Regions from separate parts of the Homo sapiens genome. Here region 1 is linked to region 2. A link is a contact called in ENCODE Hi-C or POLR2A ChIA-PET data. All regions are on one chromosome and are shown on one strand. Each heading gives the region's core, a stretch centred on a gene start or an enhancer-like site at or near the end of the contact. The rest is flanking DNA. Distances are from core to core; before and after follow the strand shown. Region 1 has its middle 20 kb from the start of LINC01729. Region 2 has its middle 35 kb from the start of GPCPD1.

Region 1 (2,707 bases), core at 176-2,675, 120 kb after region 2:
CAAATCTATGACAGTTCCCTTCAACCTCCCATTCTCCTAGATGCTATTTTACTATCTGTAAAAGGACACAAAAGACCTCCACTTTGCTAAATTCATTTTCCCCCTGAATATATCACTTAGGAAAGTTAATGATACCCTGTTTTCCTGATTTGTAAAAGGCAGATAACGTTGAATATAACTTTACACAACTTAGGTAAATCACATATCAAAAGTCTGCTTGTCAAAAATTAGAGATGCTGGCTGGGCACGGTGGCTCACACCTGTAACCCTAGCACTTTGGGAGGCCAAGGTGGGTGGATCATTTGAGCCCAGGAGTTTGAGAACAGTCTAGACAACATGGTGAAGCTCGGTCTCATTATGTTAAAAACAATTTTAAAAAATTAGAGATGTTAGGCCTGGCATGGTGGCTCATGCTTGTAAACCCAGTGCTTTGGGAGGCCCAGAGGGTCACCTGAGGCCAGAAGTTCAAGACCAGTCTGGGCAACAAAGCGAGACTCTGTCTCTACAAAAAAATAAATAAATAAAAAATAAAAATAAAAACTAGGGGCTGTGGTGGTGCTTGCCTATAGTCTTAGGTAATCAGGAGGCTGAGGTGGAAGGATCGCTTGAGCCCAGGAGTTTGATGCTCCAGTGATCCGTGATTGTGCCACTGCACTCCAGCCTGGGCGACAGAGTGAGTCCCTGTCTCAAAAAAAAAAAAAAAAAAAAAAAAAATCACATGCCAAATATGCTCTGATAGGATTTGGAATTTTCCACATTAAAAAGAAAGAAAGAAAAAAAGGCCAGGCGCAGTGGCTCATGCTTGTAATCCCAGCACTTTGGGAGGCCGAGGCCGGTGGATCACCTGAGGTCTGGAGTTCGAGACCAGCCTGACCATGGAGAAACCCCATCTCCACTAAAAATACAAAATTAGCCAGGTGTGGTGGTGCATAACTGTAATCCCAGCTACTCGGGAGGCTGAGACAGGAGAATCGCTTGAACGCGGGAGATGGAGGTTGTGGTGAGCCGAGATCGCACCATTACACTCCAGCCTGGGCAATAAGAGAGAGACTCTGCCTCAAAAAAAAAAAAAAAAGAGAGAGAGAAAGCTCTGCCTGTTTACCCGATCCTAAGCTGAATGTTGCTAAGCTGAATGTCGCATCTGTGCCTGAGCTGGGTGGGTAAGCATGAACTGCTGAGCCTGGGGTGGTGGAGAAGACCTGGATTCCCTGTGGCTGTCCTGTCAAGATGAGAAAGATGTGCAGCAAAGAGACTGCGGCCGATAATCTTATGAACTTTTTTCTGACAATAAATTGCTAATTACTGTTCTTACTAATTCCAAGCTAAGGGCCATTCTCAATTGGTGTAGGATTGAGCGTATACATAATCACATAACCGAGACTTCCGCAGTAGAAGCTGAGACGCGCGCGCCACCTAGAGGGAGCCTTGTGTGCCGGGGGAGTGTGGGCCGTCAGGGAAGCAGGTTCTCTCTGCCTCTACTCGCTGTGCGTGCCATTACCAAGGTGCCTGAAGGTCTAATTCTTTCTTTCCCCATCTGTAAAATGAGGATAATAATCACTATGACAGATGGCTGCAGTAAAGTTTAATGCGACCATGCCTGTAAGGCATCGATAATGTGCCCCAAATCGTCTAAGTTTTCAGGAAATAAACAGCAGCAATTATAACACATGCAAGCCATGAACCCAAGTAGGTCATCTGCGCTGAACAAACCCTTTCATCGAGTATCGTTGACTTCTGGCTTCAGGTGCGACATACACACTCTGCACCAAAAGGTGAAGAATTCTGGCCACACTCAGTGGCTCACGCCTGTGATCCCGGCCCTTTGGGAGGCCGAGGCGGGAGGATCGCTTGAGCCCAGGAATTCAAGACTAGCCTGGGCAACATAGTGAGACCCTGTCTCTATTAAAAATAAATAAATAAATAAATAAATATTTTTTTTAAAAAAAGGTGAAGAATTCTGAACTACATAATCTCCTGTTACCCTTTGAATCTCTTCATCTACCTCAGAAATGCTGCGTGTGTTTGCAACACATCATCATAGAAACAGGCATCATGACCGTTTAAGTGTAGGGCTTTCCAGGATGGCAGAGGCATTATTAGAGGGCAGATTAATTGCTGTCATCTCAGTGTGCAGGAGCTTGAAATGCTGTGTGCATGTGCTGCCATCTTGTGGTACCTTGGGGGAACATGTATCTGATTATTCTGGAGTCGCTAGCTGACTGGGTGAGTTCTAACCTTTTTGAGCAGGGTTACATGTTACATACATATACACGGTACATAGGCACCCATAAAGCCACACCAAAAATGGTGTCCCAGACAGTGGGTTATTTCACCCATCAAATTATTCACAGGTTACTCTAAGTGTGGGAGAAGAGAGGACAAGGCACATCCGTGCCTAAGGAGGAAACACATGCCCCTTTGCAGACCCGGGGGGCTGTCCTGTGGAGGGAGGCCCTGTTTCCTAAGTGCTTCCGAGGGAAGCAGATCTAGGAAACTGAAGGCCTTAGAGATTCAGCTCAAGATGTACCAACTCTAGACTGAACTCCTCAGTTCTGCTGGTGTGCCAGCACTGCTCGCTCCCAGCCCCTCAACACACACCTTAACTCATTCTCTGGAAAGCTACACACATTCCAAGTAAGAGCGTGGCAGTGTCAGTCCCCAGGCTGCTCTGGACATTCACACACTGAAGGGCATTGGGGTTGTGTCC
Region 2 (2,700 bases), core at 119-2,618:
TTTTGAGACAGGGTCTCAGTCTGTCACCCAGTCTGGAGTGCAGTTGCATAATCACGGTTCGCTCGACTTCCTGGGCTTAGGTGATCCCCCCACCTCTGCGTCTTGAGTAGCTGGGACTACAGGTGCATGCCACCACACCTGGCTAATTTTTCTATTTTTGTAGAGATGGGGTTTCATCATGTTGCCCAGGCTGATCTCAAACTTCTGGGCTCAAGCAATCTGCCCACCTTGCCTTCCCAACTTGCTGGATTACAAGTGTCAGGCACTGTGCCCGGCCTCCAACATTTATAAAAGTCATAAATCACCTTTGTTGAGTTATAGATCTAGAAATTTTAGCTCACAAAGGAGCCTATATTCTTTGTGGTATCAAGTGACTCACTTTCTTTTTCTTTTTCTTTTTTTTTTTTTTTGAGATGGAGTTTCACTCTTGTTGCCCAGGCTGGGGCTGGAGTGCAGTGGCGCCATGTCGGCTCACTGCAACCTCCTCATCCCGGGCTCAAGCGATTCTCCTGCCTCAGCCTCCCAGCTACTCGGGAGGCTAAGCAGGAGAATCGCTTGAACCCAAGAAGTGGAGGTTGCAGTGAGCTGAGATCATGCCATTGCACTCCAGCCTGGGCAACAAGAGCGAAACTCCGTTTCAAAAAAAAAAAAAAAAAAATTAGCTGGGCATAGTGGCACGTGCCTGTAATCCCAGCTACTAGGGAGGCTGAGTCAGGAGACTTGCTTGAACCTGGGAGGCAGAGGTTGCAGTGAGCCGAGATTGTGCCACTGAACTCCAGCCTGCGCGACAGAGCGAGACTTCGTCTCAAAAAATAAAATAAAATAAAATAAAAATGCTGGAAAGCAGGAGCTTCAGTAAGTTTAATTCTCCGAAAACTTGCTGGTGATTTGTATGCCATACTTAGTGATTTATTAACAAAACAGAAGAGAAGCTGTTCAAGTTGTTAGAAGAGAATTCAAATTCCTGAGTAGGTTTTACCCAAATAAGTGACAACTTCAATCACATAATTATTGGGTGATCTGTTGTCAGCTCCGTGCATATGACCTAAGTTTTCACCTTAGAAACAAAAGGGAGAAGTTGTACTTTACAGGGTATGTTTTCTACATGTGGATAGTGTCAATGAAAAAAAATTTGAAAGTGCTGGAGCCCATTCTGGAGTTTCATGCATGCACTCATATAGCATTTGAGTTGAGTTCAAACCCTTTTTCACTCTACCAAGGTCCATCTCATGGGACTTTGGTCTTAGAGGAGGAATAAAAAGAGAACAACAATGAGCTCTAATATAAAACACAGGAAATGAGACTCGTGAGAAAGTTATTCTCGTCTTTACGTGTTCGGTTGAATGCCGCTGTGTCATGTAGGGCCAAGATTGCAGCAAAACAGGATCTGGGTCATTACACACTTTCCACTGAAGGGGGTCTCAAGAGTATCCTCATTTTGGGTTTGAGATGCCGATTCACCTTATCAGTATTTACTTTTTAAAAACTAGTTGGGTTTTTTTGAGACAGAGTCTCACTCTGTCACACAGGCTGGAGTGCAGTGGCACAATCTTGGCTCACTGCAGCCTCAACTTCCCAGGTTCAAGTGATCCTCCCACCTCAGCCTCCCAAGTAGCTGGGACTATAGGTGTGTACCCCCATGCTCAGTTAGCCTTTCAATTTTTAGATATGGGTGGAATTGGGTATGACTGGTCATATCCAGCAGGATGCCCAGTTAGGAGAGAAGCAGTTTGTTGTTTATGTGGTGTTTGATTTGTCTAAAATCTAACAAGTTCCTAAAAAGTCTTTCTGTTTCCTCATTTGTGGAAAAATTGGGTTGGCATTATGACTGTGGGAATAACTGTGAGGACTGAGGGGAAGAAGGAGCTAAAAAGAGAATAAAGGAAACAAAGAAGCTTACTTCAGATAGGATGGTCAGAAAGTCTGCTTTAGTGGACAATAATTAAGCTAAGGCCCAGAGGAAGAGACAAAGCTAGCATGGGAAGAGTAGGGGAAGAGCTTCTAGGATGAAGGAACAGTATAGCAAAGACCTCTAGGCTGGACAGGACTGGCATTGTGTGCCAAAGACAGAGTGGCATGAAATGAGCTTGCACTTGGGAGGATGGGTAGAAGCCAGGTCCTGTAGCAGTTTAGAGGACACTACAAGTTTATTTTTATTTATTTATTTATTTTGAGATGGAGTCTTGCTCTGTCATCCAGGCTGGAGTGCAGTGGCGCGATCTCAACTCACCCCAACCTCTGCCTCCTGGGTTCAAGTGATTCTCCTGCCTCAGCCTCCCAAGTAGCTGGGATTACAGGTGCCTGCCACTATGCCTGGCTAATTTTTGTATTTTTAGTAGAGACAGGTTTCGCCATGTTGGCCAGGCTGGTCTCCAACTCCTGACCTCAGGTGATTGGCCTGCCTTGGCCTCCCAGAGTGCTGGGATTACAGGTGTAAGCCACTGTGCCAGGCCTAAGTTTATATTTAGTTCTAAGTGTAGTGGGAATCCAATGAAGGATGTTGCATAGACTGTGAGTGATCTGATTTTTATTTTTTAAGATAGACCTATTTTCTGGGTAGAGAATGGGTTGGATAGGGCAAGGAGATGGGGTGGTAATGGAGAGGGTAAGGAGGTGGGGTGGTAATGGAGGTGGACAAGTTTGAAATGGCTTTGGATACAGAATGAACAAGACTTGTGATGAATTGGATGTAGAGAGTGG

What was found. A loop is a pair of places that touch in the nucleus more often than their neighbours do. ChIA-PET counts read pairs that join two places held with the same protein, here RNA polymerase II (POLR2A). Pooled maps may share reads with other maps.
Region 1: a pooled map shows a loop between it and region 2 (4-fold over the local background). The contact joins two enhancer-like sites. A Hi-C loop is called at or near these places in 1 of 37 single-sample maps with no recorded cell type and 3 of 50 pooled maps. POLR2A ChIA-PET finds 5 or more read pairs at or near these places in 4 of 52 experiments (AG04450, GM12878, MCF 10A and 1 more).

What each region holds. Positions count from the first base shown.
Region 1 is chr20:5,528,534-5,531,240 of GRCh38, reverse strand. No RefSeq gene overlaps it. Among named protein-coding and RNA genes, the nearest start is that of LINC01729, 20 kb to the right of the region's middle. RefSeq lists enhancers at 1,131-1,200, 1,840-2,381. Within about 2 kb of position 1,425, at least 2 of the 41 ENCODE cell types and tissues checked have a DNase peak (open chromatin) inside an H3K27ac peak, as active enhancers do.
Region 2 is chr20:5,644,244-5,646,943 of GRCh38, reverse strand. No RefSeq gene overlaps it. Among named protein-coding and RNA genes, the nearest start is that of GPCPD1, 35 kb to the right of the region's middle. RefSeq lists an enhancer at 1. Within about 2 kb of position 1,368, at least 9 of the 41 ENCODE cell types and tissues checked have a DNase peak (open chromatin) inside an H3K27ac peak, as active enhancers do.